2 separate regions of the Homo sapiens genome follow, and region 1 is linked to region 2. The links are chromatin loops, found by intact Hi-C in ENCODE. Cell type or tissue: endothelial cell of umbilical vein. All regions are shown on one strand. Each heading gives the region's core, and the rest is flanking DNA. Links, peaks and the distances in the headings are about the cores only.

Region 1 (8,324 bases), core at 133-8,132, 50 kb after region 2:
AATGTCGAATCCAAACTGAGTAAATTTTTGAAGTATGCAGTATCCATATTTCCCATTGACTTAAAATAAAAATGAATGTAATTCAAATCTACTTGTGTTTTTTTTTTGTTGTCTAAATAGAATATTCAATGTGACAAAATGAATCTATAAATATGTGATCTGCATAGTAGACACAGACACAACCAGTTCAATAATGATTGATACTATTTTTAAGTAGTGGGTGCTGAATACATTATCTAAAGAAATGCTCTGAGCATCTGAAGGTTGAGGATCTTACAGTGATCTTAGTTCTGAGAAAATGGCTCATGTATGTTTCGGCTCAGTGTTGGTCTCACTAGCAATAAGTTGTGGCAAATGACATCTGACCATAATGATAATATTAATGTTACTGTCCCTTTGGAAAAGAAAAGTTGAATTCAGTATCTGTTTGCTTTGGCATTATTTTTCCAGCCATCTAACCATCCTTTATGGTACAGTGTGGCTGTTGTTTCTGGAGTTGTAGTGTCTACCCACTCCCTTCTCTCTGGGTAAACCTCCTCTCGCGCCCCCTAGCGGAGGGTTTGGCAGTGCAGAAGCAACAACCACCAGCGATTATTTATTGAACACCTGCTGTGCGCCAAGCACTGTGGAGGAAGCTGTAGCTTGTCTAGATCTGGGTGGGGTCTAATGCCACGCACAGGCTCTGTAAAATGATTTAAGACTGAGCAGATATTCTAGCTCTGGGTCCTTGTGGCTCCTCACCTGGGGGCCTCTTCAGAGCCCTCACTCACGTTGCACTTGGAGCCTGACTGGAGGCATTTCTGGCTATCAGAATTTCCCAGCTATAGTTAGTTTGGGATGGAGAGGCTTGCTGCTCCTTGGCGGGCCTGGTTATAATTTGTGTCCTCTTGTATAGAGCTGTCCAGTTTGACCTGTAGCTACAACCAATCCTGGATCAGCATTGTCAGACCTCGGTTCCACCACACTCTGTTTGAAGAGCTCCATTTTGTGCAGTGGCAGTCACAACAAAACTCAACTTTCCTCTGTGACTTTGTTCTTTTGATTTTTAATAGATCAAAGACGTGGAGGGAGGAAGGAAAAGCGGGGGTGGGGGGGAGAAGAGGAGGGGTAGGGATTGTTTTCGTGTCAAGATGCATCTCCCATTTGAGGCCACTAGCCCCATTAGAAGAGAAAAGTGCACGGAAAAGGGCGAGAAACCTGCACTTGGCTCGGCATTGTTTAGGGGATTCGAGCTGCGGCCGCCGTGGCCGCCGCCACAGCCATACAGTACAGTATCCATGGCAACGCAACCTGCTGCTGCCGCCGCCAAAGTTGAAGGCGCTTGAAAGGCTTGTAGAGACCAGAATCTCAACCCCTATTTTGGTTCCCCCGAGAACAACGGAGAGAAAATGAGGCAGGGAAAGAAAGGAGGAGGAAAGGAGGAAGGAGGGGGGAGGGAAAGTAGGAGAGGAGAAAAAGAGAGAGAGGGAGGGAGGAAATATTTGTATGAATGAGAGGGACTAAGAGAGAATATGAGAGAGAGGGAGGGAGAAGGCCAAGAGAAACCCCACTCCAGGCCCATGAATGCTGGCATTGTCCCTTTTCTGAATCTGATTTACCATATCATAACCCCCAGGAAGAAGAAAACATCAATATCCCAAAGGAATGGAGATGTTTCTATGGAAAACCTAGGAATTTTAGTCCATAACAGATCTGGCATAAAAAAATCAAAGAGATCAAAGGCAGAGCTCCCTGGAGTAGAGATGCGTCTCTGAATTAAAGATGGACGATGCAGACTACAAAGTGCTTTTTTCTTCTTTATCCAGTCCTCTGTTTCCATTTCAAGGGAGGCGCTGGTCTCGTCATATCTAAACTAGACAGTCATTGCGAACAATGTCATAAAGAGGATAAAAGAGGGAGTGGGGGGCACCAAGAGCTCAGCTTCCTCTGTCCTAGTTGGTTTTCCAACCACCTTCTCCAGCATTCTCAGCACAGGTGTCAGCCAAGCCCCACTCATAGAAGGAGCTTGTGGAAAAGCCCACCCCTACCTTCAAGTCTGTAGGGGCAGTTAGGAAAAATTAGATTCTCTGAAATCAGGGGATGAGAAGTGGTATTAGGTTGTTTTCTTGCCTTACCAAATTAAACTTGGGACAATATCAAAGGCTCTGTGTGGCAGTTCTGGGATGGGGAGGAGAGAGCAGGATCTTCAGGCCCAGATGGGGACTGGAGTGGGGGACAGAGTGCCCTAGGTCAGGGGAATTCGGGTCAGCCCCAATAGCTGTCTTTGCAGACATGGGTTCCTCGCAGCTCTTCTGAGACAGAGGCCGCAAAGAGGGAGACATTCCTGTTGGGGGGCGGTGGTCTAGTTAAGTAAGACATCTCCTTGCCAGACAGCCTTTCAATTTGCACATCTAAGAAACCAATACATCTCTAAATGTGTTTTAGACACTGACAAGAAAGACTAGGTGACTTCTAGTTTGAGGGCAAAGCTTATTTTAAACTGTTGAGGGTTTTATTGACCTTTGACTCGTAATGTGATTACCTAGTGATTTTAATTCTTTTTAAACCTAAAGTCGAGTTGAGTTAGGTATCATGATGCTCGGGTGTGTCAGTAGAAGTGCACGGAAAGGAATAGACCAGCAGCAGCCCCAGATGAAGGTCTTCTCCACGTGCACAAAGATAATTCTCTGGCCTGGCTCACAACGTGTTCGTGTTTGTTCCCGTGCGCGTCTGCGGGGCGGCTTGTGGGCCTGTTGTCCGGCTTCTTTCTGACCGTACTTACGGCTGGCAAATTAAAACAATAAATTTTCTAAAGCTGAAGCCTATCCGCTTCCTCTGGAAAGAAGAAAAGATAATCAGCGAGGCGGACGGGACCTGCGTGTGGGGAGCCAAACCTCCAGAGGCCTCGGGTCTTTGCCCAGCGAGTCTCCCCTCAAATTTCCCTAAAGCCAGCGTCAGCAGATGAATATTCGAGAAGTCAGTTAAGTTGTTTGCAAACACGTGCTGGCTAGCGCGGCGAACGGAGGACAGAAAGCCTGTTCCCAGGGTGGAATCAGCATCTGTACTGGCCGCAAGCAGCCCTGGGGTCAGACCCGACACTAAGTAAACAGCGACGCGGTCGAGGGGCTCCTTTGTAGCGGCCGCAGCTGTCCGGTCATTTATTGTCCAGCCAGGACTGGGGTCTGGGGCGCTGCCCTGGCGCCAACTCTGTGCACAAAAACATACCGGGGAGGGCTACACGCATGGCCGCCCCCAGGCCGCCAGACCTTCTCTTTCTGTCTCCCCTTCAGCATCCTGCACCATGCAGGCAGTTTTTCTCCTTAAGTAACAAAGCACCGGTGTAAAAACTCCAGCACCTGGCGGGAGGAGGAGAAAGGGAAAAAGACCTCCCTTCCCAGTGGAGGTGGAAAGAACAGAAGCACAGGACAAAATAACAGGAGGGTTGGAAATCGAAATAAAACTGATAGCAAGAATGATATTGAATGATCTTGTTAACCAGATTTTTTTTGTCCCAAATTGTATGTCTTGGAGAAGTTAGTGAGTGTGTCCGATGACAGAGAAGGAGGAACAGGGACGAGGCAATGATTTTCCTGAGCCAAGGGGTTGGGGTGGCATAGTCTTGGGTCTTGATGGCTCACTCAGGGGGCCCTATAGAAACGCCCCCAAGGATTCAACCACCTGGGAGGCTCTTTACTTCTGGTATTTCTCCTAAGGATGAAACTTGCAATTCAAACACTCTCGTTGCCGATTCTCTCCTCCCGCACCGCTCTTACCTCCACTCCCACATTCCCCTCCCAGCAAGGTTAGCGCACTGGAAGCAATGTGAAGGGGCTGTGGGGAAGGTGAGGCCCGAGTTTCAGGCTACTTTTGTCTGATTCAGACTCTTTCAGAATGACCAGCAAGTTCAACCTGTACCGCAGAGCCAGGACTCACTGGGGAGAAATGACTTTTGCATCCTGGAGTTCTGTGGATAAGCTGAAATTTAAATACAGAGTAGCTAGCAGGCTATGGGGTACTGAAGTGGCTCCTGAGGTGAGACCTTTTACACCTTCCAGACCCTTCCTCGCCCAAATACATGCTTCAGACTCTGTGGCTCCCACTTCATAGGGGTTTTGGGGCACAGTTCTCAGGATTATGGCTAAAGGAGCCAAGTTGGAGGCTTGGACCAGCTGCCTATGGCTGGCCATTTAGGCCCTCATTGAGCCCATAGTCAACAGGGCATTTCACATCCTCAGTGAGCCAAGCTTGAGCAGCTTCAGTGCAGATCTGTGTCCAAGTACAGAGCTGTGGCTAATGGCACCTGCCAAATAGCCACTTGTCTCCTTGCTCTGGAAGATAATTTGTTAGCTGCTCTCCTCTTGGCATTTGCATGAATTCTGTTATTATCTTTTTTTAAGAAAAAAGAAAAAAACTTTTAAGATTTCATTTTGATCTACAAGTCTCTGCCAAACATTGAAGAATGAAACCAGTCATTTGGCTTAGGTGGCTTCTCTCTGATTTGCCTTATGCAGTGAACTCCTAAATTTAGAAAGGTGGGAGATAAAAATCATACCAAAAATTTAAAATGCTATCAGGGTGTTGCTGCTGAAAAAAGTAAATCCACAGATCCCACCTGAATAAGAGAATTGATTCTGACAAAGGTTTCAAAACTCAAGCTCCTGCCCCCTGTGCAAAAATGCTCAAGAGGTCGAATTATTTTTAATTTTTTTAAAAAACAACAGAATAGCCAGGGTGAAGTGAGGGCTAACATTTTGAGTAGCAGACGCTACTAAGTTCCTGCTATTCAAGTGAGAGAAAGTTTTGAGGTCCCAATCCATAGAAACTTCAGTTGTCAAAGCTTAATTAATGTGAAGAATGGATGATTTTCAAGCACTCTGACAGTGGTTCTAATTGCCTGCTTGCTCTTGTGTGTGATTTGCTGCAGGGAGTGGGTTGGGCAACTATGAACCAACTACCTACCAGTAAGTTTATTAAAAAGAAACTCTTGAATGAATGGGGGAGCCTCAGGTTTTGGCCCGCTGGGGAGGGAACTTGGCAAGAGCGTTATTTGTGTCGGTGAGTGTAGAATCCCGTGGGCAGGTTACCTGGGGACCATGGTCCCCCAAACAAGGTTGTGTAGAAGCTTTTCAGCAGCTTTTTCCAGAACATTTATCCGCAAGCTTCGGGGATCTATCCGTCTGTCTACCTCTCTAACTATCTATCGATCGATCTACCTATCATGTATCTATCCATTCATCCATCTACAGCTTGGTGAGACATTTGCCGAGGACAAATCCGATGGCAAATCGTTCCTTAGGCGGTGGTTCCTTAGGCGAAGAATTTAGACCACCGCCGCGGTCTAAACTGGAGCCGCGCCTGGCGGAAAAGACTGGAATTGGAAGCCGCGCCAGACAGCCCAATCTCAAAATTCCAAGCGCTACCCTCGCCCTCTCTGGGTTGGAAGCGGGACTGCCCAGCTTGCTGAGCTCCCCTTTTAGTTGGAAGGGATGTGGGGAAATATTGGATAACTTTGCCATATCTGCAACAAATAAACAGGGTAATTAAAATGACGCAAATGCTGGTGTTGGACTTAGCTGCTTCTATGATCATTAAAGGCAGCGACTTAAAAAAAAAACTCAATTAAGCCTAATGATGGACCTTTACTTCTTGTGAATAGATGGCAAGTAAAACCAATTAGACACATTCATCAGATTCTTTCCACCAAGTTTCTATAGACATTAGGATATGTTCTCAGTACAGCTCAGGAACTCGCACAATATTAACCGCCCAGCGCCGGGGCAGGTGGGGAGGCACGTGGATCTGGGTTAAAGAAATGCAATCCCCTACCCCCCATCCCATCCTAGGAAGCCGATTGCATCGGGGCAAGGCCGGTCCATTCTTGATTCTTCCTAGTGCAGCACCCGTCCCCTTCCCACCCAACTTTTTTTCCAAAAAATCGCTCAAAATTAACGAGTTTTCTGTTTTCTAAATCCCTCTGTGTGGTCAAGAATCCTGGATGTGGGAGTGCTTGGCAAAACCTAACTCTTCTTGGCGCAGAATAGCACCTAGGAAAGGCTGGAATTAAGAACCCAGAGAACGCAAATCGAATAATAGGAAAACAATATTAGTTCTCCCTTTGCATTTTCTTCAAAATTTTCTGCGGAGGCCAGAGTGTTTCCAAGGGGCCCAGATCTGGGGGCTGGGGGTGGGCTAGGAGGAGGAGCCGCAGGGAGAGTCAAATATGCCGAACTCCCCAAACATCAAGCGTTACTAACAACCTGGTATCACCAGGTCAAATGGCCTCAGTGCGAGATGATCTTCCCGAACGGATTTAAGACATTTTTGAGCTGGAGCTCTGACCCAGCCTCCCCGGAGAGCGCAGAAGTTGAACTTCTGGGTCATTTTCCGGTGGCCTAAGCTGTCGCAGTCTTCCTCCAAACTACGAGTTTCATCTATTGGCTTAGGGGCTATAGTTTGAACAAGAACTTTTTTTCCATTGCTCTGGAAGTAACAGGTAGTGCTAGAGCTTTTAAGGAAGAAAGAGATGAATGTATATGCTGGGTTCCCGGTGAGAGGCCACAGCTTTTAAACAACTTGTGAAAGGGCATGAAATTCAGCATCCAAGCAGATCCTAAAATTTAATATTCATCGCCTAACATATTCCCATAACTAATATGTATCTCCGTATTTGGAGTACGTTGATACAGTTTTCATTTTATTTTTGTGTATTAAAAGAGTACATAAAATGATATATAAATATTAAGTGGTATATGCTATTTATAAGAACATACAAATGTATGGCAATAAATATATCAGATGTGTAATGTATATTAGGTGATATGTCCTAGGCTAAATATGTATCTAGAGGTACATATGTATATGTATTTAGAGTGTGTATTTACAATCGATTTTGGACGATGCTGAGTGAAACCTTTTGAGCTCCATCCGTAGCTGACTGAGGCAAAAACAAGCATCTTCTTAATAGTGCCATTTCTAAACCCTTCTCTTGATCATCGCTCTGGCATCGCCTCCACTACCTCCATATAAATAAGAAAATCGTATAAAATAGGTAAACAAACAGAACACTCCAACCTTCTCCCAACCGGGTAAGCCTAACCCTTCACCTCAAAGCTGTTTTTTTGTTTGTTTGCTTGTTTCGTTTTTTCTTTTTTTAGTTTGATTCTGCTCCCAAACTTTCCCGCTGCATGGAGACTTTTTAGGGCCAATCTCCAAATTGGCGGAGATTCTGCGACCCAGCTCCAGACCTGAGCAGAAGGCGTGACTCAGACCTAGTCCTGGCCACCAGGAAATAATGGTAGCTGAATGAGGGGAATAAAAATCAAGGCGAGGGCGACCATTGGGACTGTTAGGCACGTGAGCACAGTCCCGGGAGGATTTTTTTTTTTTTTTTTTTTTTCAGCTAACGGTCTTTGAATGAGAGTCTATGACATCAGGTTGCAGATAAGGAGCGGGTAAGAGAGATAAAAGTTGAAAAGGTTTTGATTTGCAAGAGAACAAACTTTTTGAATTCTCCATGCAGATGGTGCAAATCTGCCTGTAATCATTTTTCAGCTCAACCGGGAGCTGATATCCTAGAGAAGCCCCAAAGTAAATAAGCATCCCTCCCACCCCCCAAAGTCACGCCTTTAAAAGGAACACCGTCTGCCTAATTACGTTTGAATTATGCAAGGAGCTCCGCAGAGGATGGAACTTTAGACAAATAATTGCTCCATTGTGAGCGGCCGGCCCGCCCGGCGCGGCCTCCCTCCCCTTTTCATCACTCGCGCTCGGAAGGCGGCGGGTCTCTCAGCCACCTGAAAACCGCCGTTGGGGGCCGAGCCAGAGACTCCTGCCTAATTAACCTACTTTTCCTCCCAGTGGATGTCAAGATTTTAAGAAAGGGTTGGGGGAGGGAAAAGAGGGACACACAGGGGTTCCCCACAACCCCAAGAGTCGAAACAAAGTTACTTTGCCAAGATTCATAGTTATGACTCGTTTGCACTTCAGGCAAAAAACTTGAGATGTCCCCAGGGAATTGCTTGGAAAAGCTTCCGCTGCTATCGGGGTGCCTTGAGGAGACAGAAAGTTTTGGAAAATTAATGCCATTTGTGTGTTTCAATAGTGTTACAGTAAATCATCGTAATCAAACAGGTTCTCAAAGTTTGGGAATAAATGAGAAAATGTAAAGATCTCTATAATCCTTAAATGAAGAATTAGGTTAATTTTCCAAATGAGGATTCAATTAAATTCATCTCGTATGTAATTTTGTAAGCAGAAAGAAAGAAAGAAAGAAAGAAAGAAAGAAAGAAAGAAAGAAAGAAAGAAAGAAAGCAAGCAAGCTAGGAATTTTAACCAGAGTGTCCTCT
Region 2 (8,324 bases), core at 23-8,022:
AATACCGCGGCCGTTTTTCAAAAACTAAACAAATAGAAAAAAAATAAAACAAAAAGCCAGCAGCCCAGGATTAGCACTTTGCAAGCTTAAAAACCCGGAACGTCAATAAATTCTTACATCTGCAGTGGAATTATAAATATCTTAACTCTATTGTAATCCCTAATACAATTGGATCTACATTTTATTTTTATGTTTAAAAAAATTAATAGTAGGAGGAGTCGGTTTTTAGCATCAGATCTGGAAACTCGTATTACCCAGAGCTACACACGATTTCGGATTGCTTCCACCTGGCTCCTGGTTTCTAGTTTTCACGTTTGCGGCTTATTCTCCTGCCCTATTGCTTTTCTCTCCTCCCCCTGCCCCCTCCCCGACGCTCCGCATCCCCTGGTCGCCTCCTCCAACCCACCCCACTCCCTACATACACTCACATTTTATAGCGTAATCTGGGCCGGAGAGAACTCAACGCCGCAAATTCTTCCCTGACTCGGGCGTTAAACCCGAAGTCTCAAGCATGGTTCTCAGATCTCACCCGGGAAAATCAGAATAGGAAAGGAGACCCAGTTCCCGGCCTCTTGGGGGCAGGGGGCCCAGAATGTTTTGTCTGATGCCAGGCTACAACCCTGAGCTCGTGGGAACTTTTTTTTTTTTTAACTGTTCCGGACCTGTGTCTTGATTATTTTTAAAGGCCAAAGAGGGGAATCTGGTGTTTTGAAAACACCCTCATGGAGTCTAATAGACAACAAGTTCTTCCTTGCCTTCCTCGGACTTTCTCCACCCCTCAAACCCACTCTTAAAACCAGTCACTACTAAAACTGAACTCTTCAAATATGCATAAAGCTCCAAAAGCCTCCTCAATCCCAAATTATTTCCTTTCCCCACTCTGTCTCAATTCTTTCTGTCTCTGTTTTGTTTCTTTCTACGCCCTTAACCCGGCCTCCTCAATTTCCTCAGCTCTTTCCTTTGGCAAAGTCCTCAGTGAAGTGCACGGAGAGAGATGTTGGCAGCAAGCAAGGGTTTAGATTTGTCTGCAGCCTGAGCAGCTGGCGCCTCCGCGGCTGCCGGGAGCCAGCCACTTTCTCCGGCTTCGAAAGCACCAAGGTCTCCGCCAAACCAGGTTTGGCTTCCTGTTCTCCGACCTTTTTTGTTTCTCATTTAAAAAATCTATATACCCAGCTCCTCCTCGTCCGCCCTGTGTGTGTGTGTGTGTTTTCCATAATTTCAAGCCAGAAACTAAAAATCAGCGCACACTTTCCCTGCCTGCCTGCCGGAACCTGACGCCCGGGATCCCACCGAGGCTGCGTTTGTGCGACCTGGCCGCTGACTTTCGGTTTGGGTCCCAGGCCCAAGTGGGAATGGGTAGGGGTCCTACAGCTGTTTCCGTACCTGTGTGCGTCCTTTTGTGGATCTTTAAATTCTCGGAGCGCGCGAAGACCTTGCCACAGCCAGGGAAGGGGCAGGGAAAGGGCTTCTCGCCCGTGTGCACGCGGATGTGGTTAACCAGTTTGTATTTGGCTTTGAAGGGCTTGCCCTCGCGCGGACACTCCTCCCAGAAGCAGATGTGATTACTCTGCTCCGGGCCACCTACGTGCTCCACGGTGACGTGCGTAACTAGCTCGTGCATGGTGCTGAAAGTTTTGTTGCACGACTTTTTGGGGTTGGCCAGCTGCTCGGGCTCGATCCACTTGCAGATGAGCTCTTGCTTGATGGGTTGGCGCATGTAGCGGAAGAAGGCGCCGGCGCCGTGATGCGCGGCCATGTTCACGTTCATGGGCCCGTAGCCGTGCAGCTGCGGCGCAGCATAGTGCTCCGAACGCGGGCTGGTCACCTGGCCGTACTGCTCCGGTCGCGGGTACATGTCCCCCGAGAAGCCGAGCCTCATCTGCCCGTTGACCACGTTAGGCGACGCGTGGCCGGCAGCCTGCTCGTGAAGCCCGGGGAAGAGGAGGTGGCCCGCGGCGTCCGTGTGGCCGTGTGGGCCCCCGAAGCCCCCGGCCGATGCAGCAAAGAGGCTGTGCTGTGCGCTGGCTGCCGCCGCCGCGTCGCCAAAACCCCGGTTGCGGAACAGAAAGTCCCGCGTGGAGTTGAAGGCTGCGCTGGAATAGGAGCCGACGTGGCCCGGGTGATGGTGATGGCCCAGGGCCGCAGCAGCCGCGTAGCCTGGCGCCTGCGACGTGAAGGCCGTCTGGCCGGCCGAAGCCAGCTCGTGCGAACTGGGGTTGAGCTTGAAGGCGCCCATGCCGTCGGCGAACGGGTTGATGCCCAGGCCCACGTCTCGTTCGGCCACGTCGCCCGCGGAGTGGTGGCGGGACGCGCCAAAGGTGGTCACGCCGATCGCTGGGTACTGGGGGCCGGCGTCCAGGAGCATCGTGGCTGCTCGGGGCGAGCCCCGGCCTCCCCCGCCCCCCCCACCCTCGCCAGCCGAGGAGGGAAAATCGGGAGGAGGAGGAGGAACAAGAGGAGGAGGAAGAGGAGGAAGAAGAGGAGGAGGGAGGGGGAGTCGACCCACCTCGCGAAGTCCTAGCCTGCAGGCAATGGCGCGGCGCGCCCGGGCGCTGGCCGGGCCAAACGCAAAGTAGCCGGACGGCTGCGGGCCGCGAGTAACGCAGGCTCCAGCGCCCGCCAGGCAGATTCTGCCGGCCCGGCTCGCACTTTCTCGCCGCTCAGTCTCTGCCGAGAGGGCCGCGCGTCAAGGCTGCCCGGGGAAAGGCATGGAGCATCTCAGCCCCCTAAAAAAAAACTTCCTCCTGGATTTGTAGCATAGAGGAATGTGAGCGCCAGTGCCGCGACTGCTTCGCCCTCTCTCCGCCTCGCGCAGCGCGCCCCTCCTTACTTCTCCACTAGCCCCTCGCCCTTTCTTTTCTCTCTCTCTCCTTTCTCTCACGCTCGCCTCCTCGCTCCTTCACTCTCCGTTTTTCCCTCTCTGCTTTTTGAAAAAAAAAAAAAAAAAAGTGGGTGGGGGGGTGAAGAAAGAAAGAAAAAGCCAAAGAAAAGGCGCAAATCATGCACAATATTGTCTTTTGCGGTTTATCTTCCTGGGGAGAAACTTTCACCTCCTCAGCCGGGCGGTGAGCGCGAGACTGATAGCAGCAATCATTCCTGCAGATAAATGAATTGAAAGGACGACACCGTCCCCCCCTTGATGAATGGGAGCAGGGGGGAGGTGTCACGTGCTGCCGACGCTGGCGCCCATTGGTGCGCCCGCATTCCCCCCGCCCTCAGCCGCCGCGCCAACGGAGGGCGCGCCGAGGCGCCGCGCGCAGCTCATTGGCCCGCCCGCCTCATCAATCCCAGGTATTGTAAAGCGCTTGACATCCCCTTTTGACAAACCAGGGCTGCCAGGAGTAGCAACTTTTTTTTTAGCCAAATTTTTTCCCTCTTCTCACGGAAATTTTTTTTCTTTTTTCTTTTCTTTCTTTCTTTTTTTTTTTTTTTTTTTTTTTTTGCCACGATTACTTTTCCTTCTCACAGTCATATGCATTCCTCTTCCTCCTTTGCCCTCCCGCACCCCGGCGCTGCCCTTCCCGAAACCAACTTTTCGCTGAGCGATTAGAGACTTCAGACGTCTCCGGGTGCAGCAGGCGGGGATGGGGCTAGTAAACACAGCAAAGGCACTTCCAGAATGTCCCGATTCAGCAACTTTCTTTTCTTTCTTCCCCCTTCCCCCCTCCCTTCAAGAGCAGCAAAAGAGGCTTTTGTTATTTGCTCCTTTTGAAGTTTGTTTCCCTCTTGCTTTGTCCCCCTCCTGTTTATAATTTAAGATCTTGGGAGCACACGGGCACTATGCTCTCTTTACAAAAAAATGTAATTTCTCAGTGTAACCGGCAGCCTCTGTATTTCTCGCTTTTATCTAATCAGACTTCCGGCACCACCGCACCCCCCTCCCCGAAAACACACACACACACACACTCACACACACAGGTGGATGAAAGCGCTTAAGTTCCCAGGTTATTGAGGTTTGAATTTTTTAATGGCAAATTTGAAACGTTGTTGCCAGTTTCCTTTACTTTTTCTCTCTCTTGCGTTATTTTTCTGTTTTCTGCCTTTCCGTTGTCTCCTTCGACTGCCCCCGCTAACCCTGTCTCTCCTCACTCCTGTTCCCTACTTGGGCCCCTTTCATTCAGGTAAAACTGTAAATTTCCCAACGCGCTATTGTTCCCTTGGGCTGCCCAAAGCTCCCTAGAGATCCCCGAATACTTTTTCGGTATTTAAATCCCCAATAGATAGGACCAATGTAAATTTTGTGACATTCAAACCTTTTCTAGTTCACAAATCAGTCACCCTTGTCACAGTTATTGAAATTCCGCAACTCGCCACACCAGGACGGTGGAAAAAGCGGGCGCGGTCTTTGTTGCCGACCAGGCTTTTGATCGCCAGAGAAAATTTACTTACCTTCAGATGAGTGAGCAGAAAAAGAAATAACACTCCCTTTGATTTAGTTAGGAAAATGCAGACATTTGGATTCAGTGCAAACATACAACACTCGCTTGTTTTCGCGATGCGGCCCTCGATTAACCTGTCTTTGCCTAGCGCAAAGTCTATTCAACAACTGCGCGTAGTTTCTTTTTGTCCCTTCCACAAAGAGCCATTGACTATATATTAAAATGATTGTTGAAAGGTAGGGGAGTATGGTACTTAAAAGCAGGAAAAAAAAATCCCTGTGACTCAATCAATTAAGCCGAGCAACATTTATGCATTTCAAAAAATGCACGCGGATGCGGGGGGTTGTGGGGACGAAGGTTGCATTTCTCCGCAGCTCTGTTTAAAACCCAGCAGTCCTGGCCGAGGCTTTAGCTGAAGCGTCTGCATATTCATTAGGTCTAATTATTTTCTAGTAAGGAAAACACAAAAAGCCAAGAGTCGGAATCCTTCAATTTACCCTTTGTTTCTAACTTCATTTGGCTTCTTTGCAGCTGAATCAAAGCCCTAAACTCTTTTTCCAAACAAAGAAACCTCAACTCATCCTTTCATAGGCGGCCCGGTTAGGAAACTCACCGTGCCCCAGCGAGAGGAAAATGAAAATGAATATATTTTTTGCCCTGACGCCAGCGCTGACTGCACGGGCTGGAGGAAGGCAGGGTCAGCGTCCGCCGCTCCTCGCCTTTCTGGTTTTCTGGTCTTCTCACCAACTAGATTCTCGCTTGGGGCTGGCCGGCGGGACTGCCCTTTCCATGGGCTGTGCTTGCTCAAAAGTCGGCTTGGGTATCCGGGATGATTTCCCGGTGCCTGAAGGGACCTGGCTGAGCATTTGTGCTTGTGCCGGGAAATATAAATTCGGAAAAAAAATTAATTGTTCTGTTCCCATCAACAAGTCTGAGTCTAGCAGCCCAGCATTTCCCACCAACTTTGAGTGGAATGGAATGAGGAGTGGAGGTAAAGAAAGGGCCGAGGTATCTTTAAAAATTATTGTACACTTGGTTGGAAAAAAAAAAGATATATCGGAGGCACTAAGTCTTTTTACCTACAAGGGGAAGTTGGATCCTGCTTCCCCTGGAGTTTAGAAAACCTCATCTGTATGGAGAAGTTTTCTCTAGAGGCTGTATTCCTCTCACTAGGGAGAACAGATATTGAACCCACCTCGCCCGCCTTTCAGGAAACACACGCGGGCGCACACACACACACACAACAAGGGAGGGGACCTAAGGGGGGAAGGGTAGCTGTTGGGAGGGGGAGAGGGAAAATAATTCTTCAAAAAAGAAAAGTCAGTCTTCTCCTCTCCAGTCCGTGGAAAATCCAACGGGGACGTTGACAAGAGGGTATTTTTAGGAAACACATCCAAATATACAGGGTAAGAGTGAATGTGAGAAAAAAAAAAGTTGTGGGTTGTAGAAGTTATCAAGTGGGATTTGCGGCGCTCTCTGCAGGAAACGCGAACGGCTCCAGTTCAAAGCCACATGCACCAACGTGACATATAAGCCATTAAAATATCATCCTGACGGCTCATTTCTGCTTCATCATACATTCCCTAACTGCTTCCTGAAAGCTGGAAAAGGAGAAGTGAAGGATGACCGCCTCGCTGGAACCACAAAAGAGAGGCTTGGAGGGGTTTGTGGTCCCCTCTCAGCCACCCCGAAATGATGTGCAGAAATGAGGCGATCCTGGCAACAGGTGGAGTGGGGTAAGTGCGTGAGTCCAGGGGGCAGACAGATGAGAACTGTACCTCCAGCGACCGGGTAGCAAGTACCCTCAAGGGGACCACTGGCACCCAAACCCCAGTGGGGGAAGAGGCCCAGCCAGTCTTTCTGCCCCATCTCCTCCTTCATCCTACCCCCCTCCCCCAACCGTGGATAAAGGCCCCACCCCACTGACACTAAGGGGAGGAGGGGGCCCTTCCGCAAAGGGGCAACGCAGAGGATGAGTCCATCCCTTCTTCCCAGGAGGAGGGAAAAGGGGTACAAATGGGGCTCCCACTGGCACAGGAACCAGGAGCAGTTTGTTGCCTGCCTGCCTTCCCTTCTCTCCTTGTGAATTGCCTGGGTGCCCCACCGTGGGCACAAGAATGGAAGTCGTGGCCCAGAGCTTCCCTCGCGAAAAATGAGCAAGGCGGGTGCCGGGAGGGGGCCTTTACAGGAGGTATCTCTGCTCTGCCCCCAAGGGGGTGGCTAGGAGAGTCTCTGCTTCCCCTCTCCAGGGTCAAAGCGCCAAGTTAGCCCAGATGGCAGCAAGACGATGGAACTTCTCCGCCCCAACCTGACGGCAGATGCCGCCTGAGTCCACCTCAGGGCGGCTCCTTGCCCTCCCTCACCCTGGTCCTGCCTCAGGAAGCTGACTGCTGGGATCTGCTCTCTGCGCGCGGCCAGCAGTGGGTTCGGGACTTGGCTTTCTTTATCTCCAATGCGAACAAGAGCAGCAACTAGCTCTCTGGGGAGCAGGCCGCAGCTCCTAGGATTCTGGCCCCTAGCCTAGACCCAGGGGCATTGGAAATTAGGGGCCAATGAGGAGGGAATAGAGCTGAGCTGTGAAAGAAAGCTAGGACTGGCTCAAAGGTTGGATCTGAAAGTTGGGGTTGATGAATGGCCCATGTCAAAGTCTTAGGAAAGCGGAGGGGCTTTTGGAGGGTTGCACTTCGGCCGTCACCGTCTTCAGGAAACTCCCTTTGGATTCCAAGGTCATGTTTTCCCCGCTTTCCGACAGTATTGTCCTCGCAGCGACCCACACCACTGCATGCTGCTCTTTTTTCTCCTGTCTCAGCCGCCTGCAGGTTGGGGGAGGGGTGATTCAAAGGGAGGGCTAAATGCCCAGCCTGATCTACTGATACAAACTCTATTCTGGGCACCCGGATGCTGCCCACACTTACTTCAGCCCCGAGCTGGGAAACCCAAGCTTCTCCCTCTAGAGAACAGGAGAATGAGTAAAGGCCCCTGCACAACCCAGCCTCAGCAAACTCCTGGCGCTTGAGGGTCGAATGGAGGGGAGCCAGAAAGGTGCAGGGTGCAGATGAGTAAATCAGGCAGCGGGCAAAGGCCGGGGCCAGTTTCCTCTCTGGCTCAGAGCTCCCTGCCAGCTTTCAGGGTTTTTGCTCTGCGCCCGCCAGGGACAAGTTGCAGCGGAGAGGTGGGCATGCCTTTCCCGCGCCTGCCGGCTAGTCAGTAAGGAGCAGCTCGGGAACTGAAGTCTCTAGCTGCAGCTGACCTCTGACCTTGGGTAGTCCTGCGCCGGCTAGGTCGGCCCCACAATTTGCAGCTTCCGAGGCTCCCCCAAATAAAAATGGTGCTTTTTGCACCTACCCACTGTCCCACCTTCTTGGCTCTCCTCCGGCACTATCAATCACTGGAGCTCCCTGGCACCCGTTCCTCTTCTCAAGGTGGGGCCAGGAGGGCAGATTCCAAAAAGTCTCCAGGATGTGCTATGGACTGGTAATTAGGAGGCCGTGGTTGATGTGGGGAGCAAGCATTTGGGGAAAACGAAACTGAGTTTCTACATTCCGTGGTTGTTTGGGACCTCAGGTCCACGGGCCCCAGGATTGCTCCCAAATTCTCTCACCTCTCTTTCAGCAAGATGACTGGCTTGTTTGCTAAGTGGTGTCAGAGTTTGAACTAAAGGAGATGTTTACCCTAGTTCCCTGTGTAGGCTGTGTGATGGAAACGCTACAGAGAGCCTCCTAAGGTCCCTGTTGCCTGCCCTAGTCCAATCTCTGCAATATTTGTTTGCATGTCTATGGGTCTGTAGTGCACAAAAGGCTGACAGGACCTGGGAGAGAAGTGATCCAGACCTCTTAGAAGTTGGGTTGGGGCTGCCTTATGGGTGGACAGGGATCTCTAGGGAACCTCACACCCATTTCCCCCAGAAGCAAAAGAGTAAATTCTATTATTGCCAACCAACCAGGA

What was found. Hi-C counts contacts between places; a loop is a spot of excess contacts. Peaks named below come from ENCODE experiments on the same cell type or tissue, not always from the same donor. Only the 100,000 strongest peaks of a DNase experiment are listed, where the experiment ranks them.
Region 1: a loop joins it to region 2, with 2.6 times the contacts of the local background. A loop is called at or near these places in 6 of 110 quality-filtered maps.

What each region holds. Positions count from the first base shown.
Region 1 is chr3:147,354,244-147,362,567 of GRCh38, reverse strand. No RefSeq gene overlaps it. Among named protein-coding and RNA genes, the nearest start is that of ZIC4-AS1, 28 kb to the left of the region's middle. RefSeq lists an enhancer at 2,453-3,039. In endothelial cell of umbilical vein, for the core only: a CTCF peak has its summit at 555 (motif pointing left); no DNase peak of the experiment used is centred there; H3K27me3 peaks cover 7,523 bases.
Region 2 is chr3:147,404,154-147,412,477 of GRCh38, reverse strand. ZIC4 (Zic family zinc finger 4) reads left to right here and starts at 5,935. Exons shown (of 5, transcript NM_032153.6): 1 at 5,935-6,115. ZIC1 (Zic family zinc finger 1) reads right to left here and starts at 3,113. Exons shown (of 3, transcript NM_003412.4): 1 at 1,384-3,113. The coding sequence starts at 2,365. RefSeq lists enhancers at 1-300, 2,926-3,506, 3,929-5,119. In endothelial cell of umbilical vein, for the core only: no CTCF peak of the experiment used is centred there; no DNase peak of the experiment used is centred there; H3K4me3 peaks cover 410 bases; H3K27me3 peaks cover 7,789 bases.